Regions from separate parts of the Mus musculus genome. Here region 2 is linked to region 1. A link is a loop called in an ENCODE intact Hi-C map of the cell type or tissue named here. Cell type or tissue: heart. All regions are shown on one strand. Links, peaks and the distances in the headings refer to the core of each region. The heading gives the core; the rest is flanking DNA. Region 1 holds the start of Wasf3 (WAS protein family, member 3). Region 2 has its middle 17 kb from the start of Gm38747.

Region 1 (16,280 bases), core at 5,115-13,114:
TGTGTGTGCGCTTGCATGTGCGCGCCACATGTTTGCATATAGAGGTCAATCTTGAATTCTATTCCCCAGGACCCACTCACCTTTTATTGTTTTATGAAACACAGTATCTTCCTGGGATCTGGGATTTCCAATTAGTCCAGCCTAGTAGGTCAATGAGTCCCAGTGACTCACCTGCCCCTGCCTCTCCGTGTTGGGATTACAAGTGTGTGATGTCACACCTGGCTACTTTTATCCACATGGATGCTGGGTATCAGATTCAGGTCCTCATGCCTATAGATCAGCAATCTGCCAGTTGAACCATCTCCCCAGGCCCCAGTTTCACGCCTCTTTATGAACCCACTAAGTTCTATCTCGATTGCCTGGACATTAGTTATTGTTAGAATATCATGAATATTCATTGAACAACCACAAGCTAGCTGCTTAGCATGTGATTGCAGTTGAACATTCAGGATGAATAAGAAATGTTCTCCTCCAAGGAGAAATTTCCAATGTTATAGGGAACAACATTAAAAAAAAAAAAAAAAAGGCCCTAATGTTAATGCCATGGAAAGCCCAGAGGAATGGCAGATGTAGTCAGGGTCAACTCCCCAGGAACACTTCAAGGAAAAGTGATTTTTTTTTTTTGAGCTACACAGAGATGGTCGAGCCCTCCCAGATAAAGATGGGCAGCGGGGATATTCAGATTGAAAATGTTGAGCATTTGTGAGGAGAGCAGAATTCACCTTGCAGGAGTGGGAACTTCCACCAAGGACTTTTGAACAGGAGACAGATGTGACACTCCTGTCCTCCTGTGTGAAGACAGGCCAAAGGAGTATGAAGGAAAGGCAAATAGGTCAGAGGAATTGGTTATGCTGACCTCAGCTTGAGTAGTGGAAAACCCTGAGAGGTGTGTGTAAGCATGTGTTTTTTACAACCTACTTTAATAAGGGTTCAACCTCCCCTCTAGCCCACCACCCACCAGAGGCAGAGGTAGTGGAAAATGAAAGGTTATTAGGATATGGAGGAAGTGGACCTGTTTAGAAAGTATTCTGGGCAATTCTAATCTTTGTTCTTCTCAGTCCAGTCCACTAGCAAACACCAAACAGTAATCAGCAGCTGCAGACCAGTCCACTTAGCAGACACCACACTCGAACCCCTGCAAGGCTCGCCAATCAGCCTGAGTCCAAGGAAGCAGCAAGAAAGCTGCAGGAATTTCTTGAGTTCTTTGATGAGTTTCTCTCTTTGTAGTCACCACAAGCCAAGCTCAGCAACACAATGAAAGACGAACCGATACGTGCCTGTCATTAGGTTAGTGAAGACTAAAGAGACAGAGCAACCTGAACCAATTCTCAAGCTCCCACTGTACCTGGGTTCCCGTTTATATCCTTTCTAAACATCATGTGTCCTTTCACATGTTTGCTCTAGCAAAACATCCTTTCACCTGTGGGTATTTTCGTCTTCTCTAACATTGCTTCCCTCGTGATAAGATTATCAATATGTTGCCTCGCTGCTGTGAAGATTTAAAAAATGGATCTTTACATAACTGGAGATTATATCCCTATGAGAAATATAGATACAGATTTAGATGACCCTTGGGCCAGGGTACGTATAGATACAATTTTCTTAATTTTAAAAATGATTTGCTTTTTACTTTTGCATATGAATGTCTGCGTAAACATACTTGCAGAAAGGAGGAGAGGGCACCATTTGTCCTGGAACTGCTATGTTTGGTGCTGGGAATTAAATCTGGGTCCTCTGCAAGACCAGCAAATGTGTTTAATTGATGAGCCACCTCTCACTCCCAATGATGATGATGATGATTTTGAGATTGGGCCTCACTATGTTGGCTGACCTGGGCTGTGTACGGACACCATATTGGACAGATTGCCTTGAACTCATAGTGATCTACCTGCCTCTGACCCCCAGGTCCCCCCCCCTTTTTTTTTTTTTTTTTTTTTTTTTTTTTTGGTTTTTTGAGACAGGGTTTCTCTGTATAGCTCTGGCTGTCCTGGAACTCACTTCATAGACCAGGCTGGCCTCGAACTCAGAAATTCGCCTGCCTCTGCCTCCCAAGTGCTGGGATTAAAGGTGTGCGCCACCACCGCCAGGCCCCTTTTTAAATTTTTTTTTTCTTAATTTTAAGGAAGGAATGGTGAGTAGGTGAAGATTTATTCATGGAACTAAATTAATTCTACAGCACCAAAGGATCTGTAGTCATGATTTCACTTCATTCTGAGAGCAAATACAAGTGAATGTGTCAAAAGCACTGACAATTAGTATGTCTTTATAATTTGATTTCTTACATATTTTAATTATATCCTCTTAATTAGTGGCATCTCTTTGTTCTTCAGCTTTCCCCAAAGTGAGACTGAATTCAGCTCCTGATGCAAAACAGCGTGTAATTTGTACGAAAGATGACATGCTACTAAGTTCAGGAGAATGACAATTGTTTTTCTACTAACAAGTAGCAATGACAAAAGGGAACCTAAACCAATTACTGAGCAAATATCTAATTTATAAAGTGTCTCAAAAAAAGCCCCGGACCCACTGTCAGACTGCAAGTGAGGACAGCTCTAAAACTTCCCTGGGAACCCACCCGAGAGTGTGGTCAGCCAAGGAGCAACGATGGAGTGTCCCAAGAGGGTTAAGACACGTCACTGTGAGATCTTAATAGGATTATGACAGAAAGCTGCTCAGTTATCACAGTAATGCCGGACAGCTTACTGTCCATGGAGGGCAGCGGGCTCCAGCCCGGCCACACCTTTAACTGCTCACTCAAGATTTCATGGGACACTAACAGCCATTCACATCACCAGAATTCTCTAGACACTCCAACACGTTGGAAGCTCCATATGTCCTTTCTTATATGTTAGGAAATGAAGGAGGAAGTTCTGGATTTTAGATTATGTTGAAGTATTTAGAGCTGTGGTTTGGATTTTAAATGTCTCCCCAAAGCCCACATGTGAAGGAGCTGTTGGAAGGCTGTGGGCCCTTTAAGAATTGAGACCTGGCTTTGGATCCCTGTCCTCTGACTGGGCTGCCTAGGCCTGCTGCAACTTGGTATGCTAACTAAGGTTGGTGGATATCCATGGGAAGCCTCTGGGTTTTTGAGGAGAAAGGAAGGAGGGGTGGGTGGAGACAGGGATGGGGTGGTGAGAGGGAGGGACTGGGAGGGGAAGCTATAATTGGGATGTGAACTAAATAAATAACTCAATTAACAATAATTTTTAAAAAGAGCTGGGATCTTGTGTGAGGAGGTGGGTTACTGGGGACATACCTTTGAACAGAACGGGATAGTGGGGTCTCCACCTCTTCTGTTTCTTTTCTGCCCACTATAAAGCAATCTGTGTGGTTCCTATCATGATGTTCTGTCTCACCATGAGTGCTAAGCCACAGAGCTAAGCAAACACAGGTTTCAGGTTCTGAAACAATAGTCAAAATATAGCCTTCCATTTTTTTACAGTTAATTTTCCCAGGTAATTTTATTTTCTTCTGTGACAGAAAGCCAACACACTTAGGGTCAAATGTCTTGGTGTTTGCAATTCTTTTTCGATTAGCTTAGTTAAATAACCTATGTGTCAGAAGGAAGAGAGGGGGTAGAGAGGAGAGAGGGGGAAGGGGATTGGAAGGGGGAGGGAGGGAGGGAGGGAGGGAGGGAGGGAGGGAGAGGGGGAGGGGGAAGGGGAGAGGAAGAGGGAGAGAATGGGGATGGAATGGAGGGAGAGCAAGGTGTGGGGGAAGAGGTGGGGGAAGGAGGGGGAGAGAGGTGGGGGAAGGAGTGTGTGGGCTAAGGGACTAAGTAAGGCACTTACAGGGGGACAAGCCGTATGTGGCATAAGGCAGTATGTGGACAGCAGACAGGGACAGAATAAAATGGGCCTTCACTTTATAAGTCCTTGAATTTTCCTTTACATTTGGGAAATTTTTCAATATAAAGCTGTATAAGAACTTAATTATCGTGTGTAGAAGGACTCTAAAGAGTTACCAGTAACGCAAGGGGAATGTAATTTGTGACTTCAACAAGGCAAAAGATGACCTTTTAAAAAGATGAAATGTCGTCTCCATTGTCTTCACTACCATGTCTACGAGTTTGCCATTGTCAGTGATGAACTCATTTTTAAAAGGACGTCTGGATTTACAAAATAACAGAGGCAGGTGCAGATTTCCAGGCACTCATGCTCTCCTTCCAGTTTCTAGGGATAAATGTGTTAGTGAGGCGTGAGGCTACCATTTGCACGCGCACGGTGATGTGTTTTTATTAAAGAGACCCCACAGTTTACACTAGAACTCTTCATTCTCTGGATTTGGACAAATGTGGGCCATATACACACACACCATACATGCCATACACGCCATACATGCCATGCATGTGCGCGTACACACACACACACACACACACACACACACACACACACACACACAGTAATGTCTTCTCCACAGTAACTTCATTGTCCTAAAAGTTTGCCCTCCACCTATCCAATCTTTGCTTTTCTCCTTCCCTGACCCCTGACGACCACTGATATTATGCTTTCCATATTTTTTACTTTTCCAGAATATCACATTTTCAGGATCGTGTAACACATAGCTTTTCCCGATTGTCTTCTTTTACTCAGCTATGAGTGGTTCTCCCATCTTTTTGTGGCCCCATTGTTCATTTCTTCTTCTTGCACTATATGGATACATCACCCACTACTTACTGAGGACATCTTAGTTTCTTCTAGTGTTTGGTGATTATAGGCAAACATTGAAGCAGAAGTTTTAAGATAAAAAATTATTTATTTTTATTTTATGTGTATTTGTGTGTGCCTGAGTATGTGTGTGTGTGTGTGTGTGTGTGTGTGTGTGTGCGCACATACACCATGTACATGCAGTTCCCATAGATGCCAGCAGATGGCGTCTGGTCTCCTAGAACTGGAGTTCAGATGGTTGTGAACTGCCTTCTAAGGGTGCCGGAAACTAAACCCCTGTCTTCTGCAAGAGCAGCAAGTGCTTTTAACCACTGAGCCATCTCTCCAGTCCAAGGTGTAAGCTTTTGTATGCACAAAAGTTTTCAACTCCATTGGATACATTTCTAAAACTGTGTTTGCTGGGCCCTATGAAAAAAAATGAGTCTTTTTTTTTTTTTTGGTATGAAACTGCCAAATTGTCCTCCAGAGTAGGTGTACCCTTTTGCATCCTCAGCAGCAGTGCACAAGCAGTCCCGTGGACCTGCATCCTTGCCAGCGGCTGGCATTGCTGCATTTTTTGGATTCCAGCCTACCCAGTATATATGCTATGCTATTTAGGTTTTGTTTTAATTTATAACTCCCTATTGGTATATGCGGTGGTACATATGCCTATTCAGTTCTTGTATTTGTTTTTCCACGTTCATTTTGACAAAGGATCTGCTCATTTTTAAAACTGTATGTGTCATTTTCTTCCTGAGATTCCAGTAGCTTCTTATGAGTGAGTCAAATGGGAGACTCAGCCAATGAATTTATTCATTTAGCAACTTTGACAGGTACTGGCCATACATAGGCTCTGCACATTTGTTCCCTCTTATTAACATAAACTGAATGTCTTTCTGTCTTAAAATACATAATACTTTTTGGCTCCTTTGAAGTCACTTGACATGGGTCTGACTAGCAAACAGAAGGTGCTCACTGGGGCTTCACAGAGTGTTAAAAGGGTGTGGAAATTGCTGGTCTTTTGTCCATTGTCTATCTACTGTTTTCCTGAATGGGATGCAATGTCTAGAGGAGCCATCTTGTAAAGATGATTGATGGTAAGCGTCACATGATAAGGGATATATTACCGTGACTCTAAAAAGTCTGCGACATGTGACAACATGGTGATGTTGTTGCGGAAGCCCGTGTGTTTGCTCCAGACTTTTTGTGTAGATATGTAGTGCATCTGAAGCAATTCCAGTGTGTTGAGGACACAATGCTAACTGTGGTGGTTTGAATATGCTTGGCCATGGGAAATGGCACTGTTAGGAGGTGTGGCCTTGTTAGAGGAGGTGCATCTCCTCGCTGTGGGGGTGGGTTTGAGGTCCTATGCTTAAGCTCCACCCAGGGCTGAAGAGAGCTCCTCCTGGCTGCCTGCAGAAGACAGAGTCTCATCCTGGCTGCCTTCAGATCAAGATGTAGAACTCTCAGCTTCCTTTCTAGCACCACGTCTGCCGGGATGCTGCCATGCTTCCTGCCATGATGATAACGGACTAGACCTCTGACACAGCCATCCAGCCCCAGTTAAACATTTGCTTTTATAAGAGTTGCCTTGGTCGTGGCGTCTCTTCACAGCGATGACACCCTAACAAAGACACCAACAGTAAGTTATATGTACTACATACTCTGTTTGACACAGTACAAGGTATCTCACTGGACATAAGCAGAGAATAAACTGAGTTTGTCAGGGAACTGGGATCTAAAAGGAAGTGACCCGATGCAGCAAGTGTCAACACTCCAGAGCCGCACCATTAAGGGTCACGGCATGTTCAGAGTTAAGTAAGTCTAGAGGCAGCTCAGGTAAGGCAAGGGGGACTGAAGTGAGAGGACTCAGTAAATGTGACTAGCAACCACAAGAAAGGCAGTCTGGATACTCCTGTATCTTCAGATTTTTGTGTCCTCCATCAATGACCTGAATGTACGTAAATACGTATGGTAGCTGCTTCCCTGGGTAAGAGCAGACGAAAAGGAGGAGAGGCAGTTGTAATTTGAATGTCAAGTTGTCTTTGGGCTGGGCATAAATATATCCCCGTGTCAGTGTTTATAATACTGGAGAGCTGACGTCTTGTTTACCTGTATATTCCAAATTGCTATGATATGGAAAGCGAGGATAGAGCTCTAAAAATCCCTTGAAAGCAGTGCAGATTTTGTGAACGGTGCGTGTTTTTTTCTGCTATCTTTGTGTCAGTGTGAACTCTGCTAAAATGTCTACCAACTGTTAGGCATTTACTACTGGCTTGTTTATCACGTCTTAAAGACCACCCGAATCAGTTTTCTTGAGCTTTTTAAATATAGCTTTCTATTTTGTGATTCGATTTGTAAATAAAGACAGAGGACATGTGTAACATTCGTGTTTTGATGCAGTAAAGCTCATTTCCTTTGGAACTTAGGAGAACACGCTATCTTCTCCCCCCCCCCCCCCGCAACCCCCACTTTCTCCTGGTCTTGTTTATTTTTGCCTCAGTTATCCCGCACTACCGGAGACCAGGATAAGTTGGTGGTTCAAGACTACCCTATTTAATAGGCTGTGTGTCTCGTAGGTGGGGAGAATAGGATTTGGAGACGGTGAAGACCAAGGGAAGAGGAATCTGAACATGAAAAAGATGGAGGGTTTTTGAACCTCCAGGGGTTAATGCCAACTGATGACAGGGCTATAATCCTATCAGGCTTGGGTGAATCCCCAGCCCTGCACCGTGTCCGAGGACATACAGGTAGGTAGACAGCCCTGTGTTACCAGGGGCCTCAAGATCCAGGTGAAGGGTAAGCTACAGGTGGGGATCCGAGGGGTCTGCAGATAGAGGAGGTACCCAGGCCCCTTGGTTACCCACCTTGGAGGAGGAGGCCTGAGGATGCGCCGCCTTCTCCGCAACGCCCCGCCCCCGCAGCGCCTACGCTGCCCTCTCCCGTTGGCTCTCCATTGGCCGCAGAGCTCGCCAATCCAGCCCCCTGGCCGTGAAGGGGGCGTGGCCGCGCGGTGCCGGGCCGGGGGCCGCGTCTGTCGCCGCTGCGCGCTGCGGTGCGGGCGGCAGGACGATGAAGCCGGGAGCGCGGCGCGGTGAGTGCGGCTGTGGTCCTTCCCAGGCTCCGGGCCGACCTCCGGGGGACGCGGGGCGGGATTCCGGGGGTGCCGCGCTCGGGCTGCCGACCTGCCCTGGTCCCTCCCGGCCGCAGGTGGCGCCGCATCCTCCTTGCGCATCCTTCATCCCGATTGCTCCCGTCCCGCGTGCGGCCTGGCCTGCGCTGGGGTCCTGCGGGCCGCGTGCACCGAGGCTCCGGCTGCTCCCGGCCTGGTCCATGGCGCAGCCTCCCGGACAGCTCATCTTTCCCCCCTCTGGCTTTGGTACTTCCCAGCAAATGCCGGTTTTCCCTCTTGGTTTGGCCTCTCTGCAGTGGAGAGCAGAGTTCTTAATTATTGAGAAACTATGGGATAGGCCTGGGGTTAAAGGTAGCCGGTCATCTTCTTGGCTGATGTTTAGAGGAATAGGAATTTTTAAAAATCATTTAGGGACTGGTTTTGATATGGTGATTATCTCCTAGCAGTAATTTTTTTTTTTTTTGAGTTTTCAAAAGCCGAAGGTTAGAAAGGGTCCTTTTTATTTCGCATCGAAGCTCTTAAATTCAAATGCCTAATGGGGTATGACATTTTGACTTTTAAGATTCTGAACGCACGTTTTTGTAAGGGAGGGAGGCCGACTATTTGAAATGTTTTCCATTTTGAAAGTTTGGCTTGTCTAAAACTGCGAAAATACCTGCGACTCTACAGCAAACCGAGTTCAGAGTACTTGACTTGTTTCGCTGTCTCGTCTAGGGCAAATTCTCCTGGGCACGGACTGTTTTTGTGTATGCTTTACCAAACTTTCCTATTCAAGCAGCGAGACAATGCAGGCAGTGGCTCTTTTCAGTCCGTCCTTTCATCTGCTTGAGAGGTTAAACCGGAGCGAGCTGGTTTGACCTTTCCCAAAGGCAGTTAAAGATCATGTCTTCTCTGCTTCCTTCTCCCAGGGTTCGGATAGCTGTCTTGTAGCGCTCAGTTTCCTGAATTTAAAAGCTCCGCTGAGTTGATTTTAAGAAAGTTGTGCTGTTTTAGATGTTCAAAGCTCACTGGATTGCAAAGGCGACTTACCGCTTGGACCCGTATACCAAACAGAACCTTGCTCTAGATCTGCCTGTAAATGTTACATCTGCACAGTGACACTGCTTTCTTGCATTGCTGGATCTGTTTGCTTATATTTTATAGTCTTATTGCCATTGATGGATGCTAGTAATTTCAAAAATTGAAAATAAAGCTGGAACACACTTTGCTAGGTGATTGTGCCAGTTGACCTCCCACCCCTATCCATCATCAGTGTGTCTGTGTAGACATATTTTAGAGTTTTCACAGACACTTCTATGTTGACAAGCCACAAGCATTTTTTTTAATTATTTATTTATTTTTTTTGGCTATTAAGATGCTTGGATGAAAACTTCATGAAATATGAAAAAAAAAAAACTTGTCTGTACTGTGTTCTACTGGCTTTCTGATTCCAGAAATTTCCTTTGAAGAATGTAGGTTGTGGTTTTCCCTTGGGACTGTCTCTAAATTGCTGTGCAGGCTTCAAATTGCTCACCTTCTCAGTTTTTAAAAAGTTAATTAACTTATTTTAAGCGCTTCTTCAAATTCAGTTTTTGTGTGTCCAGGGCACATGTGTGTGTCTATGTGTGCATGTGGGTCCTCTGTTGATCTATGACTTTCTCAGGTCTCAAGCTTCATCCCACTAAACTCGCTGGTGGTCGTCAGCTCCAGCACCACATGCATACAGTGCCCATGGAGGCCAGAAGAGGGCACCAGATCCTCTGGGACTGGAGTTACAGATGGTTTTGAGCCCACAAGTGGGTGCTGGGAACTGAACCTGACACTCAGGAAGAGCAGCAAGTGCTCTTATCCACTGAGCCATCTCTCCAGCCCCCAGATTTTCTTTTAAAGTGGCTTTTTCTTGTTTAAAAAGTACTAGGTAAGTTCCTACTCCGTACAAAACACTACCTATGCACTGGGATGGCAGAAGTGAGAGATAGGAGACTTTAAGACTTCCATAATCTATGCTCACAGACATTGGGGTGTGGTCAGGATTCTGATAGGCAACCTTCATAAATGACCTAATTGTGTTCATTTTCTTCTCTTTAACCTTCAAGGATACTTTAGAGTTTGTCATACATGGTCAGAATATGCTGGCAAGCAGGGCAGATCTCTCTTGCCTGCCAGTGAGCTTACTGTGTACATATTGGTTACAGTTTCTATCCTGCAGGGACCATAAGACTTCAGAGGAGGACCACCAACTAGAACTAAGGGGCTGTTCTGAGATGAGAGAAGCCCCCAGAGTCAGTGAATGAAAAGTGTCAGCTGGTTCTAGTCTCAGCGGAGGGAGAACTGGATGAAGAGCTGGGAAGGGCAGTGCCCTAAAACTCCAGATGGGTGCTCTGATACAAGAGAATTGTTTTTCTTCCTTTTTCAAGACATGGAGTTTTTAGGACAGGGTAGTCCTTATCAGGATGGGTTCCAGGTTGGGCTAGTCTGTCTCTGGGCTCCTCTCTGAGTTATGTCTTTGTGCTCTCTCAAGGCTAGCTCTGTTTGAGTCAGAGCCCATCTTCCTTGGTTGGAGATGTCCCTAGACAGAATGCCGCTTTGCTCACATTTCAATCACTCCATCATTTTCTCTGGACCTGACCTGCGCACACACTCTTGGAGGGTAGCCTCTTTTCTCTTCTTTCCTTCCCTTCCCTTCCCTTCCCTTCCCTTCCCTTCCCTTCCCTTCCCTTCCCTTCCCTTCCCTTTTCTTTCTTTCTTTCTTTCTTTCTTTCTTTCTTTCTTTCTTTCTTTCTTTCTATCTTTTTAGTCTACTGGGGATTCTTTTAAATTATTTTACTATTAATCTTATTTAATATTTTTATTTTATTGAATTTTCATTTAATTTTAATTTTAGATGCTCCAAATATCCCAGGGTACATTCTCATCTTTCAGGTTGGGCTTCTGTTCTCGGATCAGTTTTCAGCTTTGTGCCTTACCTTTACTGGGTGGTACAAACAATTAAATCTAGGGCCCTGTCTGTGCTAGGTATGCCTTCCACCACTGAGTCTTCTTAACCTAACCAGGCTGCTCAAGTAAAACCTAGGATCCTCTCGTCTCTTCAATGGCTGGGATTATAGGCCTACATCACCAGGCCTAGTGACCCATTTTATACTTCTTTGAAGTTTTTCTTGGGGTGTGTTCTTAGGGTCCCCTCTACCACCAGCCCAGTAGAGAAGTGATGTTGAAATTGGTCTAAAGTCTCTTCTGTCATATTACATATTTAAATATAAATATATATGTGAGCAAATATGTATGTGTGTGTGTATATATATACATATATATATATATTTACCATTTAATTTTGTTTTTCCTCCCTTTTCAGTGTGCTAATCATTTTTAATTTGTTACTGTAAAAATGCCTGAGCTAAGCAGCTTATAAAGTGAAAAAAAGCTTATTTTATTTTGATTCACTGTTTTCAGTCTGTGACCAGTGTCTCTCTCCTCCCCCCTGCCTTTTGCCCTCTGCCAAAGTTGTCACATCATGATAGGAGTGACCTGTTGCTTCAAGGCCAGAGAAAGTGTAGGAAGAAGAGACCAGGGTCCTACCATACCACACCTCCAATGTTTGGAGAAATTTTCCACCAGGCCCCAACCTCTTCATCTTTTCCTCCCTGTCACACCTCTCTGGCATCAAAACTTTAACACTAGACTTTGGAGTGTTTGAATCTCATCTATAGCAGCAGTCAGTCCTTGCCTGTTTGAACCCGTGTTTTAGGTACCGTCGTCATTACCTGATGGCTTATTTAGATCAAGCATCTATAGATTAACCTTGTCTGGAGTGCTCGATCAAGCATCTATAGATTAACCTTGTCTGGAGTGCTCAGGATCAGAGGTGCTTTGGATGCTGGAAGCATGGGCTACCATGGGCATGGGACCCAAGTACCAACCCAGAATCCATGAATGTTGCATAAATATCATATGCATTGCCTCAGGTTAATCTTACATAATGCTTATAATAATTTTTTTGCATGAAACTAAGTTTCATGGTGGGGAATTTTCTGTCATATGTCAGAGCTTACACAGTTTTGATTTTTGAATGTTTTATTTTGTTATGTGTGTGGTTGGCTGTTTCTGTGGGTCTGTTTGTGTGTATGTGTGTGACTTGGTGTGTGCATGTGTGTGTGTGGTCAGAGGTCAAATGTCAGAAGTCTGTCCTTTCCTCCAGTATGGAGTCAGATGGGAAGACCTTTCATCCCCCAAGCTTTCTTGTTAGCCCAGAGTTTTGGTCTTTAAATTAGACGTTACTCTGGTTAGTGTATGCCAGCTTGACCCAGGTGTCACTTGGGAAAAGAGAACCTTAGTTGGAGAATTACCTCCATCAGATTGGCCTATGGGAGTGTCTCTGGGACATTTTTTCTTGATAAATGATTGATGGGGGAGGACCAAACCCACTGTGGGTGCTTTACCCATGGGCTTGTGGTCCTGGGTTCTATAAGAAAACAAGATAGCAAGCCATGGGGAGCAAGCCAGTGAGCAGTGTTCCTCTGTGGTCTCTGCCTGTGTGCATGCCTCAGGTTCCTGCCCTGACTTCCCGCCACAATAGGCTGTGATCAGGTTCATAAGGCAAACAAACTCCCTTCTCCCCGAGTTGCTTTGGCTGATGGTGCTTGTCACAGCAATGGAAAGCAAACTAGGACAGCAGTGTTCAGCCCACTAGGAGAAACTGATAAATCATGACTATTTATAGATTGTATTTCTCATTTATTTATTTTTTAGTTGTTTGAAATCTGCTGTTACATGAGTTTTAGTCAAAAGAGCAGGCTCTGAGTTGTAGCTCTGGCTCTGGCCCTGTACGTGATGGAGATTTATAATAGTCTCAATTGTCCCAAAGAAGAGATTACAAAGACACATCCTACCTTACGAGTTAATATAAATGAGTTGCTCAGGGGTGGTGCATACCTTTAATTCCAGCACTCAGGAGGGAGAGGCAGGCAGATCTCGGAGTTTGAGGCAAACCTGGTCTACAGAGTGAGTTCTGGAACAGCCCCAGCTATACAAAGAAACCGTGTCTCAGAGAGAGAGAGAGACAGAGAGAGAGAGAGAGAGAGAGAGAGAGAGAGAGAGAGAGAGAGAGAGAGAATGAGAATGAGAATAGAGAGATTATATATGAGATATGAGACCACTTGGACAGAAAAAGCTCTCAGGCAAGTTGTCTGTTATACCTAAAAGACTTGTTAATTAACTATCCCTTTAATAAGAGATGCCCTTAAGATGTTTTCATTATTATATTTACTCTCTGTCACTCTCTGTGTGTCTGTGCATGTGTGTGTAGATCAGAGGACAACTTACAGGAGTTCTTTCCACCGTGTGGGTCCTGGGATTGAAAGCAGTTTGTCAGGCTTGGTAGTACAACTAAGGCCTTTACCTACTGCCCCTGCAGTGCCGACTTTTATACCCAGAAGCCCTTTCCTACTGCAGTTGTTTAAAGATCCCCACTGCTAAGCCCTCCTGTTTTTCTGAACTAGAACTCACAATGTTTCTTTTTCCCCCTCTTTATATACCGTTTCCTTCTGCTTCTCTGACCTTTATTTAAAAAAAAATACAAACAACAAACGAACAAAAAATCCAAAACAACATCAACAACAAACCTGGCACTCTCTCTAACCCAGTTCTCATAAGACTGACTTCCAGCCTCCTCCTGTGTTGTTGTTAAATTCTCTCATCTCTGACACTGAGACACTGCATAAGGGACCCTGAGTTCCCCACGGCCGTGGAGGTCTGGACATGGCTGCTGGGGTTTCCAAGTTTTGTGTCTCTGAACAGGGAAGGGAACCGGGCAGAGGTGTGTGTCTGATAGTAATAAAGCTAGAGACGTCTTAGGAAAGGAGGCAGTAGGATGCAGGTGGTGCTGTCGCACTTGGTGGCTTTATGGCTGCTTTGTGGAGCCCATGTCATGCATGCAGAGCCTGTTCCTGGCATTGCTGGGTCAAGTGTCTATCTAATTCTTTGCCAGCGCATTTTTCTTGAATGTTAATTTTGCAGTCTTTGTGTGAGGCAGGGACTTCACTCTTGGCCCTACCTTTCTGCCTCAATAGCACCACCAACTAGAGGTGGCAGCTCCCCCCACCCCCAGCCCCCAGTTCCCTATCGCTGGGCATCTGGTGTTAATTATACAGTGCAACATCGTTTCTCTGGACTTCACTCCAGTTGAACCATTCTTTGAAGTATTCTGATTACTAAAATACTACTTTTGTTTCAAAGTTGAAATTGCCGTTTATAGCAATTTCAAGGTGTGTCAGTGATAATGATAAATCTATACTTGAGCTGTACTTAAAATTTTTATGACTTCTCTGCCGTCTGCGTCTTATATAAGCTTAATAAAAACATGTCCAATTTTGACATGTCCAGTTCTTTTGATAATTCCTCAAAACAAAGCAAACACATACACACAATGAACAATGAAAGCTTTCCATGCCCTATGAGGCAAGAATAAAACGTGGAAGGATTGGATAGGGCTCACACATTGTCATAGTTAGCTTCAGCTCTCAACTTCACACAACCCAGCAGGGAAAACCTCAGCCGAGGAATCATCAGATTGGGGCCATTTTTTTTTTTTTTTTTTTTGATTACTAATTGACATAGGAGGGCCCAGCCCACTGTGGGCGGTGCCATCCTTTGACAGGAGGGCCTCAACTGTGTAAGAAAGGTAGCTGAACACGAGTCTGGGAGCAAACCTGAGAGCAGCGTAGCGTTCTAATTTGGTTTTTGCTTTAGTTCCTGCCTCCCTCAAAGATAGACGGTAACTTGTAAGTCAAATGAACTTGTTCCTCACCAAGTTGCTTTTGGTCGTGCATTTGTCCCAGCAGCAGAAACCTCCCTTTAGGACAGGCAGTATGTGTTAAGGACAGCCAGGTGGCTGCCACACTCTGTCTATTTATTGCTAACTTTGTTCCTCCAGTAGGCATTCATAAGTTTATGGTTTTACTCTTTGGCTCTTTGGTGTCTAACGATCGTTGTCAGACTTCATTCAGACAAACCGTCTTACTCTGTTTTAATATACTCAGAATGTGCTCTCTCTTTGGACAGGGAACTTAGGTCTGCTTGCAGGCAAGTGTAAGTTACAAGTTGTGTTTAAGTGGGTTGTCTGAGATGCTTTTGGTTTTATCGGCTGCAACCGGTGGAGGCTTCTCGCTTGTCTTCCTTTAAATGAAGAGCTGAGTTAGCTAATAGGAAGTACCCATAACAATAAAGAGCTAAAATGTGAACTCTGAGAATCATTACTCTTTGGGGACTGAGAGTGAAGCACTAAGACCTGTCCCTCTGGTACCGTTAAGTCTCCATGGTCAGTATTTTAGATGGTAGAGCTAACAGCTTCAGTAACTGCAGGATATCAGTGACTTGGTGGGAGAAATCTGTGTGTGGAGGCTTGTGTGGCCGGCACTGCTGGCATCTCTAGTGGACTTCTGTGTGGATACCCTGGTAGTCGGCCTCTTTACACCTTACATCCAGCTCTCCCCAGGAACCAGGATCCTGGGTGGTTTAGCTGGTGGCTGGGGAAAGTGAGAGCCTACAGAGAGCTTTAAGAGCATAGCACATAGCACCTCTCACATTGACATTGCTGGCCGTGCTGGCATGCGGCTTCATTCAGCCTGCAGCAGGCGAGAAGATGCAGTATAGCTAGGAACCCCCAGCGAGGAGGCAGCATCACCAGCTGTTGCCAGGGGCTGACTGAGAGTGGCAGTTTGCATCCTGGTGACTTTAGTGAAGGAGACAAGCTCAGCTTTATGCTGTAGCTTGCATTGTTTGTAAAGATCATACCAGTTTCCTTAAAAAAAAATCCTTGATTTCACATTGCATACCCTTCAAGCTGCCTCAAGTATGTGTGCAAGAAGTTTATAGGACTTGCGTTACTGTTTCTCAGCTTCAGGGCAGGGGCACATGACTTCGAGCCGTTCATTAAAGGCAGCTTTAGAGACCAAGGAGCGATGTGTCATTCATTCTGAGCGTGCCTTTCACTGTGTATTACAGCAGAGGTTGGAGTATCCATTATTATTTTTTGGTTGTTTTATATCAACTTGACAAAAGCTAAAGTTATGTGGAAAGAGGGAATGCCAACTGAAAACTCACCTCTTCTAGGTTGTGGGGCATTTTCTTGATGAATGACTGACACGGGAGGCCCAGTCTACTATGGGAGGGGCCACCCCTGAGCGGGTGGTCCTGGGCGCTACAGGAAAGCAGGCTGAGCAAGCCATGGGAGCAAGCCAGTAAGCAGTGTTCCTCTAAGGCTCCTGCCTCAGTTCCTGCCTCCAGGTTTCTACCCTGACTTCCTCCATGGTGGGCTGTGGTAGAGAGTGTAAGGGGATTAAAAGAAACCACTTCCTCTCCACGTTGCTTTTGGTTGGAATGTTTCATTACAGCAACAAAAAGCAAATCAGGAGAGTTGGCGAGCTGCATCCTGGGCGCCAAACCCGAACTGCTAAGAAGGTGTGGTGTTGGTGCGCGGACAGACATTATCTGTTCGTGTCAGCGTGGCGTGGGGCTGCCTTAGGACA
Region 2 (16,280 bases), core at 5,286-13,285, 49 kb before region 1:
CCCAGTAGCTCTCCAGGGCAAGTGTGCGTAAGATGCATATGCATTCCTTAGGAAATGTGGGCATCTTTGCCGCTGTTAGCAATGTGATGGGAGGGCCTTGTGGACTTGTCAGTGTTTCCTGAGAGCAACCAGCTGGGGTGGATTACATTATTTATTTGTGTGTGTGTGTTTTGCTTGTATGCGTGTCTGTGCAACAAACACACGTGTGCCTGGTGCCCAAGGAGATCAGAAGAAGGCATTGTATCCCCTGGAACTGGAGTTACAGCTAGTTGTGAGCCATTGTGTGACTACTGGAAATCAAACCTAGATTGTCTCCAAGAACAGCCAGAGCTCTTAACTATTGCGCCATCTCTCCAACCCTATATTTCTTTATAAACTGATTTTTGTTGTTGTTGTTCTTGTTACCGATTTGGGCTGTATTCCCACTTGGGTGTTTCTTATTATATAGTGAGTTGTTTAATCTTCCTATCTGTGAAAAGCACTGCACCCAGGGAGCATTCTTCGTTCTTTATGCCGATTTAGAAAAATAGCTAGGGACAGAGGTGGTGGAGGCAGAACTAACTTGACGGAGCCTTTGAAGGACAGAGGTCATTCCTCAAACACAGCGAGCCTGCAGACGTATTTGTTGTCCAAACAGAACTAGCTGAGAGGGTTGTCCTTGTGGGGCTGCCAGCTCCGTGCATGGCTGTGTCTGGACAGAGGATTTAGATGGTGCAGGGTGAAGAAGCGATGGCGTTGGACTTAGGGGACCACCTTCATCAGCCCCACTCAAAGACCCCCTCAGGGATGCAGACTGTCAGAGTCCTGCTGGAGAGACTTACAAGCACACGGTGTGGTATTTACGATGGTGAGCTGCACAGAGCATACAATTCACTGTCAAAATGAGTGATGGTTCAGTGGCATCAGTTCTGTCCACCCAGGTCTGCAGTCATCGATCCCTGTAACACGACACTTTGATTTTTTCTCTTTTACTTTTCAAGACAGTGTTTCTCTGTGTAGCCCTGGATATCCTGGAACTCATTCTGTAGTCCAGGCTGGCCTCGAACTCAGAGATTCGCCTGCCTCTGCCTCCCAAGTGCTCGGACTAAAGGCGTGCACCACCTTCTGGCTACTCCCACTTTTCTAAACAGAAACCTGGTACCCAACGACACAGCCACCACAAACCTACATTCTGCCATTGTGAACCAGCCAGTGAGTGAAATCATACAACATTGCTTGTTTGTTTACTTATTTTATGTTAGTACACTGTTGCTGTCTTCAGACACACCAGAAGAGGGCATCAGATCCCATTTGGTTGTGAGCCACCAAGTGGTTGCTGGAAATTGAACTCAGGACCTCTGGAAGAGCAGCCAGTGCTCTTAACCGCTGAGCCATCTCTCCAGCCCCATACAACGTTGTTACTGTGCATCTTTTAAGTTTCACTTAGGATAATGTCCTTGGAATTCCATGCAAAAGCAGCATATCTGAGAATCATCTTCATCGTTAGGGCTGAATAATATTGCATTACGTGTGTGTGTTTGTGTGTGTGTGTTTGTGTGTGTGTGTGTGTGTGTGTGTGTGTGTGTGTGTGTGTGTGTGATCAAATTCTGCCTCTACTCATCTGGTAATGGAATGCTTTGTAATTTGAAGAACAAGGAACACAGATTCACTGGGCTGGATTCAAAGGCATCTTTTCAACAAGACGTTTGTTCTGTGGTGGGGTCTCAGATGCCACAGGTGGCCTTCTTCTCGATGTGCCCTCTACAGCCACACCCTTGGTGTATCTCTTAGTGTCCCGATCTCTTTTTAGAAAGATACCATAGTCAGATTGGATTGGTGGGGCCCCATCTACCCATGTGATCTTATTGCTCCTTGATCTCTTCTGAAAGGCTTTATAACCAATTTCAGGGAGCTAGGACTTCAACACACACGCCTTAGAGGGGGGGCACAAAACCACTCATGACGGTGGCTTTCCCTTTTTTGTTTTGTTTTGTTTTTTGAGACAGGGTTTTTCTGTGTAGCTCTGGCTGTCCTAAAACTCACTCTGTAGATCAGGTTGGCCTCGAACTCAGAAATTCGCCCGCCTCTGCCTCCCAAGTGCTGGGATTAAAGGCATGTGCCCCCCGCCCGGCTTTTTTTTTTTTCCTGCACGTTTCCCTGACATCTGAGACATTTGCATTTCCTCCTCTGTCCACCAGAGGGCAATCGTCTAAAGTGCTTCTGTGAGATCTTGGCGCCCCTGAGGAATGTTTATGCAAATGTTGATCTTTACTATAGCAGTCTAATTTTAAAAAAACTTGTGCTGTTTATTGGTGTTGATTATCCATTCCAATCGGAATAGGTCATTCTCTTTGTGGGTTCAAGATCCTAGGGTAATCGTTTTCAGTATTGGACTCAAATGGTTTGTCTGTCTGTCTGTTTCTTTTCATCCTGAAGACTGCACCTGTAAAAGATCTACCAGCTAACCCATGTGTTTCATGTCGCTTGGGCTCTTCAATCAGTACTGCAGACGTATGAGTTCCCTTGGAGATGGGCTGCCCTGTGCATTATGGGATGTCAAGAGTTCCCTTTTCTGACAGAACCCACTAAATACCAGCAGGATACTTCTTTCCTTTGTGACAGTAACAAAAAAAACAAAATACAAATGTTTTCAGACAGTACCAGAAATTCCCCTGCAAACAAAATCTCACCCCTCCCCGACTGACTCTTGAGCTGATGAAATTTGTTTATCGCGTCCTCCAAGAGAGCCTCAATTCCAGTCCGCCCTCTTTGTCCTGGGTCTGACACCCTTCCTCCACACCTCCTAGCTGGTCTATACTGTCCAGTTTCCTTTCAACTCATTGGATCAAAAGCCACTGCCTTGCTGTGTTTCTATTGCTGTGACAAAACACCGTGAAAAAAGTAATCTATAGAAGTGAGCGTTTATATGGGTGCTGATAGTTTCAGAGGGTGAGCCCACGGCCAGCACGGCCAGCACGGGGGAGGAGTACGGCATCAGACAGGCAGACACGGTGCTGGGGCAGTGAGCTGGGAGCTTACTTCTGATCCACAGCACGAGACAGAGAGAGATCACTGGAAATGGCATGGGCTTTTGAAACCTCATCTCTAGTAACACTCCTCCAACAAGACCACATCTCCCAATCCTTTTCAAACATTTCCATCAGCTGGAGACCAAGCATTCAAATATGAGTTTATGTGTGTGGGTGTGTGTGTGGGTGGGTGGGTGGGTGGGGGCAACAGGTACACTTCACTGAGTGGCCCTGTGTGTCTGTGTTGCTTGATAGGATATAGCCCAGCAAACATTGGTGGTTGGTCATGGTAGACTCTGATATATGAATGAGAAACATGGACTTCGGAAGCCCATGGCAAGGTGACAGGCGATCCTGAGCCACCTTTAGCCCACATGTTACATCTCTGTGCCTTTTCTTCTTTTTTTGGGGGGGGAGGGGTTGGTTTTTTGTTGTTATTGTTTTTGGTTTTTTCTAGACAGGGTTTCTATGTGTAGCCCTGGTTGTACTGGAACTCACTCAGAAATCTGCCTGCCTCTGCCTCCCAAGGGCTGGGATTAAAGGCGTGTGCCACCATTGCCCGGCTCTCTGTGTCTTTTTTTTTCCAAAGATTTATTTATTTAATTTATGTATATGAGTACACTGTAGCTGTACAGATGGTTGAGAGCCTTCATGTGGTTGTTGGGAGTTGAATTTTTTTTAAAGATTTATTTATTTATTATTTATTATAGGTATTTATTATAGGTATAGTACACTGTAGCCGTCTTCAGACACTCCAGAAGAGGGAGTCAGATCTTGTTACAGATGGTTGTGAGCCACCATATGGTTGCTGGGATTTGAACTCTGGACCTTCGGAAGAGCAGTCGGGTGCTCTTACCCACTGAGCCATCTCACCAGCCCCATCTCTGTGTCTTAAGTACACCTCTTCTGGTTGGCTGCTGAGTACATTTCTCTGTCTCCCTGGCTGACTATACCAGGCAGAGGCATTTTCTAGGAGGCCAAGAACCAGTCTCTGGTTGATTCAACATTCTCTCTCCCTTTGGCTGGGTCAGACATCTTTTCAAAGTCATGAGTGAATGGGGGAGTCATTGTGTTTGCTCCTTATAGAAGGACACTGGAGAGGGCTCTTGCACAGGAGGCAGGACAGGTGCTTCATTTAAATCCCTGGGTCTAAAATCTTATCCCTGTGATCTCATCTTTCCCTTCTTTGAGATACAGGGTACATAAGATGCACCGTTTCCTCGGCAGAGTGCCATTCAGGAATTCCGAAGAGACCCAGTGTGGTTTCCATGGAAACAGGAGAGCTGAACTTCAGAGGTGGGCACACTGAGGCCAGCAAGATGCATCCGTGTGGTGGGTCCTAAAAGGAGATGGAAGCAGTTCACAGGCCGCAGGTTTCCATGCGTACAGGGACACACTTCCACTCCACACTTAGCCAGGTGACTGTGGTATCTCCAAGAGAGCCAGCCTGTGTGGACAGCACGTGAGACAGACTGTTAGCTGCCTTTTTACTCCTTCCATGAGATGAGAAGGAACTGTATCGGGAACTGAATTCCAACTGTCTTAGGGGCCACAGGCACTACAAAGAAAGACTCTCACCCCCAGCATGGACTCTCTGTAGCTCCGAGACTTGACCCACATGGTGGGGGAATGGCACTTGAGAACTGTGGTGTGTGTGTGGTTTGTGTATTTGTATGTGTGGTGTGTTTGTGTATTTGTGGATGTGTGTATGAGTGGTATGCAGTGCTATGAGTTTGTATGTGGTGTGTGGTATATGTATGTGTGGTGTATTTGTGTGTGTGGCATTTATGTGTGTGATATATGTTGGAGTGTGTGGCATGTGGTATGTGTAGTATGTGTATGGTATGCAAGTGTATGTATGTGTGATATGGAGTGTATGTATCTATGTATGGTATGTTTATGTGATGTGTGTGTGAGAGAGATTGTTTTTGGTGTGTATGTGTATTGTGTGTGGTGTATATATGTGTTATGTGTGTGGTGTGTGTATATGTGGAGTATATGTATCTATGTATGGTGTGTTTATGTGATGTATGTGTGATTGTGTTGGTATGTATATATGGTGTGTGTGAAATGTATGGTGTAAGTGATATGTGTGATTGTGTTGGTGTGTGTGTGTGTGTGTGTGTGTGTGTGTGTACGTGTACTAGTTAGAGGACAACTTTCAGGAGTTAGTTCTTTCTTCCACCCTCCCACCTTCTGTTTCTTCTGCTTTTTAGCATTGTATTCCTGGCTGGCTGGTCTGTGAGCTATTCTTCTGTCTTCTGTGGCTATTCTTCCGTCTATCATCTTCCTGTGGAAGCACTGGGATTGCGGATGTGGACCAATGCATGCAGCTTTCAAAGCGGGTCCCAGGGACCAATCTCAGGTCATCAGGCTTACGCAGCAAACATTCACCTCAGAGCCACCCCATGGCTCTCTTTTCATATTTTTGAATCTATGCATACATCCTAAATTGTTTTCATTCCTTGTCGTATGACCTATAAATTATTTCAGTTTCTCAAAGTTTATGCCCTTTTATCATCCACATTAAAAACATCCCTATCTCCGGGCAGTGGTGGCTCATGCCTTTAATCCCAGCACTTGGGAGGCAGAGCCAGGCAGATTTTTGAGTTCGAGGCCAGCCTGGTCTACAGAGACAGGACAGCCAGGGCTACACAGAGAAACCCTGTCTTGAAAAACAAACAAACAAACAAATAAATAAATCCCTATCTTAGTACATTTTCATTCAAACAAATTGTTTTTAAATTTTCATTCTTAATCTCTCTCTCTCTCTTTCTCTCTCTCCCTCTCCCTCTCCTTCTCCCTCTCCCTCTCTCTCTCCCCCTCCCCCTTCTCTTCCCCCCTCCCTCTTCTCATTACCGTTCTCTTTATTTCTTACTTGGGGGCAGACCTGTTTTATTTTGTAGCCCTGGCTTATAAGTGATGGGAATGATGGCCTTTAACTATGTGCAGGGTACCAGCTGGGGAGACAAGCTGGAAGGGAGGTGTGGGTGGAGAATGTCATCTTGGGTTGCATCTGATCACTTGAAGGCACACCACCTGAAACAGCCTCCACCCTTTCAGTGTTAACTTGGCCACAATCTCCGTCCATTGTGCCTGAAACATCTGGTATTCCTTCTCAAGTATAGTACACAGTGTACTTATCCTGATTGTGAGATGATGGTTTGAATATGATTGGTCCAGGGAGTAGCACTATTAGAGGGTGTGGCCCTGTCAAAATAGGTGTGGCCCTGTTGGAGTAGGTGTGTCACTGAGGGTGTGGGCTTTAAGACCCTCATCCTAGCAGCCTTCAGATGAAGAGGTAGAACTCTCAGCTCCTCCTGCACCATGCCTGCCTGGATGCTGCCATGCTCCTGCCTTGAAGATAATAGACTGAACCTCTGAGCCCGTAAGCCAGCCCTAATTAAATGTTGTCCTTATAAGAGTTGCCTGGGTCATGGTGTCTGTTCACAGCAGTAAATCCTTAACTAAGACTGTCAGCTTGAAGGGATTTAGAAGGAATTTTGAGACAAGACTCTAAGCGTGTCTGTGAGGATGTTTCCAGAGACTTAAAAGAGGTGGGAAGACCCATCTCCAGAATGTGGGCGTTGCCACCCCAGCGACCAGGGTTCAGGGCTGAATGGAAAGGAGAGAGAAACAAAGTAGCAGCGTTCATCTTCCAGAGCCTGAAGGAAACATCTGTGTCCTGCTTCAGCTAGAGCCGCTGCCTTCCCTGCTGTGATGGATTCTCTCCTCTTTGCTGTGCGTCTGAATAAACCTTTCTTTACGAAAACTTTCTGGTATTTTGTCACAGCAACGAGAAAAATAGCCAACACAATCAGCTTTCTGCTATTGTTACAAATACCTAAGATAATGGACTTAAAAAGAGAGGAGGTTTACCTGGGATCACAGTTCAGGAGTTCCCAGTTCATGATTATTTGACTCCGTTGCCTCTGGGTCTTAGTGATACAGACAGAGATCAGAATCCTGGGGGCAAACACTAAAGTTTCCAGGCCTCTGTGTCATCTTGGAGGCATCTGCTGAAGAACTTTCCAGGTCTGTGTCCTTGGGGAGAAAACTATGATACAGACACGTGGCCAGGAAATAGACAGAAAGAGAGCTCATCAAGGAAGGGAAACAGCTGGTGAAAGTGTAGGGATGAGCTAGCGAGCAGAGAGTGAACAGACATCATCCGGCATCTGTCTGAAAGCGCAGGGCCCCCGTCAGAGGGCGTCAGCACTTGCCCAGCCTGCTCTTGTGTTTCAAGGTCTCTCTACGAAGCTCCAAGTGAGAGGGGCTTTAGTCATTGTATGTCACCTTCTTCTTCTTCTTCTTCTTCTTCTTCTTCTTCTTCTTCTTCTTCTTCTTCTTCTTCTTCTTCTTCTTCTTCTTCTTCTTCTTCTTCTACTTCTTCTTCTTCTTCTTCTCCTTTTCCTCCTCCTCCTCCTCCTCCTCCTCCTCCTCCTCCTCCTCCTCCTCCTCCTCCTTCTTTTTTTTTGGTTTTTCGAGACAGGGTTTCTCTGTGTAGCCCTGGCTGTCCTGGAACTCACTCTGTAGACCAGGCTGGCCTCGAACTTAGAAATTCGCCTGCCTCTGCCTCCCAAGTGCTGGGATTAATGGCGTGCGCCACCACACCTGGCTGTCACCTGGCTTCTTATGCTCACCTTGATGTTGCTTTCTCCAGTCCCCATTGTTCCCCTGCGTGGGAAACCCCTCATCTCATGGCTAGGATGCTAAAGACAGAATGAATGGGCTGAGGCCACACTATCCTTTTTTGGGGTGTACTCAACTAAAGACTTCCCTGGGGGCCTCCCCCCACTTAAAGCTTCCACCACCTCCTTATAACACCTCCCTGGAGACCAGGCATTTAACAGAAGGGCCTCTGGTGGAGACTGAACAGGCTAGCTGGACTCCCAGGGCAATACTAGGCAGGTAACACTGCGAGCCATTAATTGACTGTACCTTTTAAGTACTCTCTGCTTCCAGAGTCTCCTGCTCTGTTGACTTGGTGCCTACCTATTCAGACAAGAACCTGCTGCTGCTGGTCATAGAAACCACAAAGGAAGCTTGATAAATAAAGGCTGAGGGAGTGGGTTCAATGAAGCAGAAGAGGACCTGGGAACTTAGCTAAAAGGTACAAGCCCCTGATCTTTCCTATTTCGTAAAAAAAGATTGAGTTGCTTCTAGTCAGGTGACTATTTGGAAGCAGGGGCCTCCAGAACTTTCCCAAGTACTTTAATGCCCTGTTGTACTGTTAACTCCACGAAGGTTTGGCTTGTGTGTGTGTGCTTTCTGTGTGTATGTTTCTAAGTGTGAGTCTATGTGTCCGGGTGCATGTGTGTGTGTGGGGGGGGGGGGGGACTTTCCCTTACTCTTTCTTCTCTCGGTGTCTTTGAAAGGACTGGAGAATTCCACGAAGGAAGAATTATCCGAATGGTGTGGATGTGCCACTTAAATAATAAGTGCATGCTTCCTCTGATGAGACAAAGACAGATGGAGGTCATATACAAATTAGCCAAAGAATGGTCTTGGACTCCTGTAGTGAGCGGGTCTTGGGCAGGTTGTTCATGCTGCCCCTGTTTCAGCAGAAGGGCCAATGGGCATGCTATACTTGCTCCTCTTATGCCGAAGGAGAGGACATCTCCTTGGGCAGGAAGTTCAAGGTGTAGAAGCTCAAGGTTGACAGAAGGTTTGATGAGGTCATCTCTTTCCTTTCTAAAAGACGATCAGGGTACAGAGGACCGGTAGCTCCACTATTTAGCAAACTCCACGGAACAGTAGGCATCTTTGTTTGTCCTGTAGCTAGCCTCTGTGCAGGACATTGTAGCTCAGCTTGCAAGGTACAGATAGATGTCTCTGCTGAGCAAGAAGCTGTTATAATTCAGATCCCTGGTGCTTAACCAAGAAGCTACCCCACCACCTTAGTGGGCGAACTTGTCAGAGTGAGAGCTGATCGCCCTGGGATCTCCAGTTATTTCCTTTGGTAAAGCTGAGTCTGGCTGCCTAGCTTTGTCTGTTGAAATGGAATTTTAAAAATGACATGTCTGCTGCCCCCATCTGGCAAAGCATTGAGCCTGAGAGTAATGGCCAGTGGGCATATTGGGCTGAGGAGGGGGCAGGAGGACTTGTGAGGGAGGGTCCAGGAGGAGGGGAGGTAGATCAGCGGGGAGCCAAAACTGGAATGACCCAGCACATACAGTTTCAGAGACCAGCAATGGATGACATGGGCTGACCCAACCCTTCTCAGGGTCTGCAATGGAACTGACAGAGTAGTGGAGAGCTCTTTTACCAAGGCCTTGTGCCACTGCTCCTGGCTTGGCTTGAGGAAGAATCCGAGTGCTAACTCTTCCTAGAGGACTCTACAGGAGGAGGAAACAGGGAGGATGCAGTCACCCGCCATGGTTAGGATTCTGACAGTTCTTTGGAAGGCAGAAGGGTCTGTCTGCAGCAGGGGATCCAGGGAGAGAACAATGGGATCTAAGCCCTTTGCTTTCTCATCGACACAGAGTACTGGGTCCTTCTCCTAGCCTCTCTGGAGAGTTAGGAGACTTGAGACGGAGTTCCCACAGCCGCCCAGTCTTCACAGGACACCACACATGCCAACTGGCTTCATTGCTGTCCTTTTCTCAGTCATGCCTTATCCTATAGATGCTCAGCAACGTCACTGAATTCAGCTGCTAAGTATTCAAAGGAAAGTCAAAAGAAGAACAATGTAAATACGGGGAGTGCCAGGCATCCCCCACAATATGCATATGCTCGCAGCGCGAGTCTTTCTACAGCCTCAGCCCGAGCCTCCGTATTGCGAGCATCTTGCACACCAGTGTTTAAAGCCACAATATGTCTTTTTGGTAGAACCTGACCTCAAAACACAAGCCAAGCTGAGTGTTTCTGTGGGTGCTCTGCCACAGACTGCCATCTGTTCCCGTGCTGAAGGGAAGCTGGCTGGGTGGTGTTTACAGGCTCCCTGCTTTTCTGCTAACTTCTCCCCTCCCCAAGGAATTCCCCTGTCCCTCAAGGGTGACTTTGGTTGTATTTGATTTTCTCCTAAATGCTGACTCCAGAAGCCAGCCAGAATACTGTCTGAAACACTACTGAAGTGTGTGGCCGCCATGCTACTAAGCTGTGCTCTCCGTTGTGTTTCTGTAGCTGGTGTGTGCCTAGCACATTGCAGCTGTGGGACCAGGAATTCATGGAGAAGCCAGAGGACAGCTGAGGTTGGGCTCCGGATGGGCCTTGATCACTCACCCCCAGGACGATTTGATTGTACCTCAAAGCCTAGTCAAAGTGACATTTACTGTATCTTCTAATACTTCTTTGGAGTGTCGATTTGACAATTGACTGCTGTTGTTGAAACACAAACAGCGGCCACCCACATAAATTGCGCCAGGCCTTGAACTTGGACCTTTCATGAGATCCACCATCTGACACATAGTAAATGCTCAGTAAACTCGATGAAGGATAAGTGTCTATGTGAACAGATGAGTAAAGCCACGCGTCTATTCCACCAGGTACCTATGCAAGACCTTTCCCCTTGACTCTCAGGGTCCCACTAACACACAGAAGACTCTCAAACTGAATTCACAAGTCACAACTTAAGCTTCTTAGCTTTGATCTTGTCCTTCCATCTCTTGAGGACCCGGATTCCTCCCAGAAGATGTTCTTAGAGGGCTATGTTCACAGTAACGGTGTTTTTGTCTTCTTTCTATATGTCCTATATTGAAGATCGTTAACTCTATAAACACACACGAGGCAGTACCAAGGGCTTGCCAGGACCTCAGGACGAAAATCAATACCCTGAGTCTGTTAGAAGCGAAAGAAACAAGCGTCAACTTGTAGGCAGAGAAAAAGACTTCCTAAGGAGGAACACAGCACAGACATTGAGACCAATAACTGAACAGGGGAATCTCATGAAATTAAAAAGCGTATGCACAGCCAAGGATACCACCATTTGAGTGAAGACACGGCCTGTAGAATGGGGGAGAGTCTTTCCCATCTACATTTGAGAGAGGGTCCATATTTAGAACATGCAAAGAACTCAGAAGCTAAACATCGAGAAAACAAACAACCCGTTTAAAAATTGGAGCGAGGCGCTAAACAGAATTCTCAAAAGAAGACGCACAGATGGCTGAGAAATATATATTTTTCAAGTGCTCAACTTTCTTCGCCATCGTAGAAATGCAAATTAGGACTACTTTGGGATTTCATCCTGCCCGGGTCAGAATGGTTACAATTAAAAATAAAATGAAAGAAAATAAAATAAGACAACCGGCCTAGATGTGTGGGAAAGGGGGCCAATCACTGCTCACCATTGGTAGGGCTGCCAGCTGCTGCAGCCACTGTGGGAACTGGTGTAGAGATTCTCAGCTACACCTTTTTCAGAGCACATGCCCCAAATCATCTAAACCCCACTACAGAGATCCCTGCTCATCTGCACTCACTGTTGCTCAATCTACAAGAGGCAGAAAATGGAAACAGCCTAGTGTCTGAGTGGCTAAATCTTACCGGAAGTCTTACTGGCTAGAGATTACTTTTATATGTAACTGTATATATCTATAGAAATAATAAATATGTGGTACACTCACAGCAGTGGCATATTATTCAGCTATGAAGAACTATGACATCTGCACAAAAAATCGAAAAAACTAGAAACGTTATACTAAATGAGGAATCCAGACCCAGAAAGACAAACACTGTGTGTGTTCTCTCTCATGTAGAGACGTTAGCTTTGAATCTTCACATATGTGTGTTTAAACTGGTGTGATGGTTTGTATATGCTCAGCCCAGGGAGTGGCAACTATTAGAGGGTGTGACCCTGTCGAAGTAGGTGTGGCCTTGTTGGAGTAGGTGTGTCACTGTGGACTTGGGCTTTAATACCCTTGTTTTAGCTGCCTGGAAGCCAGTATTCTGCTAGCAGCCTTCAGATGAAGAGGTAGAACTCTCAGCTCCTCCTGCACCATGATGCTGCCATGTTCCTGCCTTGATGATACTGGACTGGACCTCTAAGCCTGTAAGCCAGCCCCAATTAAATGTTGTCCTTATAAGAGTTGTCTTGTTCATGATGTCTGTTCACAGCAGTAAAACTGTAACTCAGACTGCCCACAGAAGTCAAGAAAGTAGTAAGAAGCCGTGGTGGGATTTCAGGGGAAGGGGGAATAGAAGAGGGAGTATGGAGGGGAATATAGAACAAGAAGGATTAAGTGGGGTGGGGGTGAGTGTGGAGAAGGCTAGCTAACTCTAAAGACCTTTGTAAACTCACATGGAGACTTATGAATGCAGAAGCATCTTAAAATATATCATACATGTACAGTTTAAGTGGAATTAACCTACAACGGGTGCTGTAAGCTATCAGATAAAAAGCCCAGTGCCAGATTTGGGTCACTTTGGACTTGTTGGTTGGTAGGGTCTTATAGACCTCTGAACATTACAGGTTACTGCCATTTTTCTTAGTTACCCTCCAGAAGCACATGACAAGACCCTATTTCTAAAGAGTACTGCATACTCAAGGTGTGGAATCGTGACACTAGCCAAGAATGTTAGTCCTACTGGCTGGCTTTCATAGAGATGGAAAGGTCTATGTACCCTACCAGGGGGAAACACAATCTTTCCTAGCTATGAACCCTGCCAGTTACAACTGACCCAGAAAGAAATACTCACTGCACAATAACTGCATAAGTGTTATGGGAACAATTAACCACTTTCTGATTAAATTTAAGGCTCTCCCCAGAAGACAGGGCTCATGCCTGGTACCATTAACAAGGCCAAGAATCTATGGCTTAATAGATACAGCCCTGGAGGAGAACGTGCTATTATTATTCTACTAAATGCACATAGTATTTACTACTATTATTCTATTAAATGAATGCAGTATCAAACTGCCTTCTAAATACCTATAGGTTTGTGCAGGTCTCAGACCTCACCAAAGAGGCTTCTTTTTTTCAGTAGATGGTGATTAACACATAGCCTAGAACTGGTCAACAGGCAGGGAATAAGAGCTCAAGAAATGTTCAGTCATAAATGGGGCCATCTATAGCACACAAACCCCTTGTAAGGGTTAGGCATCCTTCTCAGAAGAGAGGGAAGAAGGGTCATAAGAGCCAGAGGTGGCAGATGACCACAGTGAAACAATGTTTTCTGGGCACAACAGGACAGGTGCATGTATGAATTTATAGCAGTTGGGACAGCAAGCCATAAGACTGGGGCAATCTCAAGCTGGACACAATTCCAGCTTGGAGGACGGAGTTGGTCACAAAGCCCCACCCTTAGCTGAGGAGCAATGGGAAGTTGGTGGCTGCTGGAGAGAGAGAGTCAGCTTTTTTCAAGGATGCTGTCCTTTGGAGGTTACCCATGATCAAGTAGATGGTCCTACATCCATGCACATTCTAGCAGTGTGTTGTGTGACAAAACTGTTCCTGGGGAGACACAACACATGCAACTACTCACTCCAGATACCACCAAAGTCCAACTTGGTGAACCAATTAGCTTTAATAGGGTTACTTACAGGAATATGGGTGTGGTGGTTTGAACGAGAATGGCCCTCATAGGCTCATTGATTTGAATACTTAGTCACCAGGCAGTAGCATATTTGAAAGGGTTAGGAGGTGTGGCTTTGTTGGAGGAAGTAGGTGTGGGCTTTGAGTTTTCAAAAGCTCAAGCCAGGCTCAGTCTGTCTGTCTTGTCTGTCTGCCTGTCTGTCTCTTCCTGCTGCCTGCCAATCTGGGTACAGGACTCTCAGCTACCTCTCCAGCACCATGTCTGCTGGCATGCTGCCATGCTCCCCAACATGATAATAGACTAAACGTTTAAAACTGTAAGCCAACCCAATGAAATGCTTTCCTTTATTAATAGTTCCCATGGTCATGGTGTCTCTTCACAGCAATATGACACTGACTGAGGCATGGGGTGAGGGGTTACTTATAGGAACAGAAGTGACTCAAAGACAGCCATATCACCAAAACCTACTCCAGCGTTGGTGACAGCTCACGAAGCTGGGACCCTGGAGCACACCACACAGATTGCAGGCAGCAAGACTCAACCTTTCCTTCCAGCCAGCTGGTCTGGACTGAGAGTCTTTTTCCAAACTCAGTTCCTCTACTCTCAGAGGCATTCTCGGCTCTTATTGCTTACTTTGGCAGGGAGGGGCCTAGTGAATCAGGTCAGTTTCAGGGACTTCCTGAAGCTATCGTGAGTTGTTTACTTCCCATCTTAAGGAGCTGCCCTGCTGGATGGAATGGTTTAATCTCTGAGGAAATACACAACACAGACCTAAGTGGAGTCAGTGGATAAAACAAAACAAAACAAAACAAAACAAAACAAAACAAAACAACAGCACAAAACCCCATAAAACTGGGAACGGTAGTGGGGACAGGGGAGGACTCAAAGGAGCCAGAATGGAGGATGGACTTGATCAAAGCGCATTATACACTTGACTGAGACGTTCTTATGATAAAAAAAGAAAAAAAAATCATTGACCATTATCTTTTTCTTAGACAGGACAATTTCTGGTACTTCCTGTCTCTAAGAAGTCATTGCTAATATTGAATTCCAATAGCTCGTGAAACTATGGCTATTGTGAAACTATTATTATGGCTGTAAAAGAGGCTTTGCATTTTATCCCTTTCTTCAAACCTTGTAATTGGGGGTAACATAATGGGTGCGTGGCAGAATTTATTGAGCGGTGAAGACAGAGCCTTTCCCCTGGGTGGCAAAAGCTGAGGGAGGCCGGATGGTCCAGATGAAACCTTGCTGGGAACTGAAACTACACACAGTTTCATACCTCTATCCATTGCAGAAACATTGTTTCTCTGGAACACTTGTAAATGTACCCAGAAATGAAGAAGAGAGAAATGCAAGAATGTTTTTGCTTTCTTCAAGAAGGATACAGATGTAAGTTCTAGATTCAACCACCTCCAGGCAAGGATGTCAGGCCCCTACCTGGTGCCAGGCCTCAGGCTCTCAGGAGACGAGACAGAGTCCATTTGCCTGCCCGGCACGGGCTCTGCTACAGCCCAGCAATTACCTTGTATCTCCTCTCTACTGCGGTATTGAAGTAGCTGTTAGATGCAGAGAGTCTCAAGAGTGTGGAGTCCGGGGGAGAGGGGCTAGGGGGTGGAGCTTCAGGATGCAGGGAACAGAAAGGGCATGGTCTTTGTGGGCGGGTGTTCTCTCGGGAAGGATATTTACCCCATTCTAGAATAACAACCTCTCTATTCTTCTGGCACCCCGGACACTGAGATGTGACAGTTCAATCATCAACAAGTATTCTAATGATAACGTCAGCCACTTTCCCACCCCTGACTTTATTCAGGGATCTCCTTCCTTTCCTTGCTATCCTTTCTTCTCTCTTATCTAGTGTTAGGAGGTTGAAAGGGTGGAAGAAAAACAAGGGTGGAGAAGGATGGAAGAAAGCAGAACCCACAAAAGAGCCAAAGAGCAGCGGCTGCATGCCTCCACTTTCATTTGCAAATTAACCTACCCCAACTTACATCCATCAGGTATGTTCAGAAGACGCAGCAAGCTGGATCATGACTCTGTGTGTCTATTCCATGCATTTGGTGCCTCTCATAAGGAGGTCAGCAGCCATTTGCTGAGGGAAACTCATTTCTTCTCTGCCTGACTGTGTCACAGTTTATTCCAGCTGCTCAGGAGAAGCAGATGGTCACATCTCCTGCGGACTCTTGTCACAGCAGATGATGTGACTCCATGGAGGTGGCTGCAGACAAATGGGTTGGTAAATGGGGTATGAGGGCGACTGTGGGTCGCCCTCTGAAGATGAGGGATCAGTGAAACTTCACCTGGAAAATGTCTGTGGCACTTTAAATGAGATGTCTTACACTGTCTCAGGCATGTGAACACTCGGTTTTCAGCTGATGGTGTTGTTTGGGTAGATGTAGGAGGTGTGGGCTTGCCAGAGGTATGTCCCTGAGGCAGGCATTGAGGTTTGAAAGCCATATGGTGTTCCCAGGTTGCTTTTTCAGCGTCGTAGATGCAGACACAGAGAGACAGGTATAGCCATATGGAGTGGCTGCTCACCTGGGCAGGGAAGGAGCTCCCAGCAAGAAAGTCATCTGGACAGAGTCCGCTGAGATTTCATTAGAACTGAATGGTCCCAACCGCCAGGACAGGAAGGTTCGAGGAGGCACAGGAAAAACATGCAGGGGCCCGCGGAGGGAAGAATTTGCTGTGTCTCCTCGCTGTCTTTCTTCCTGAATCAAAAGACAGGAAGGGGGACTTCCAAAACTAAAGTGCACTGCGAGTCTTCTTGAGGTAGCGGGGCAGCTATCAGTTCTCTGGTGC

The links. A loop is a pair of places that touch in the nucleus more often than their neighbours do. Peaks named below come from ENCODE experiments on the same cell type or tissue, not always from the same donor. Only the 100,000 strongest peaks of a DNase experiment are listed, where the experiment ranks them.
Region 2: it touches region 1 in a loop (5-fold over the local background); 7 of 42 quality-filtered maps call a loop at or near these places.

What each region holds. Positions count from the first base shown.
Region 1 is chr5:146,377,599-146,393,878 of GRCm38, forward strand. Wasf3 (WAS protein family, member 3) reads left to right here and starts at 7,408. Exons shown (of 10, transcript NM_145155.3): 1 at 7,408-7,740. In heart, for the core only: no CTCF peak of the experiment used is centred there; no DNase peak of the experiment used is centred there; H3K4me3 peaks cover 1,348 bases; H3K27ac peaks cover 529 bases; H3K27me3 peaks cover 2,999 bases.
Region 2 is chr5:146,328,452-146,344,731 of GRCm38, forward strand. No RefSeq gene overlaps it. Among named protein-coding and RNA genes, the nearest start is that of Gm38747, 17 kb to the right of the region's middle. In heart, for the core only: no CTCF peak of the experiment used is centred there; no DNase peak of the experiment used is centred there.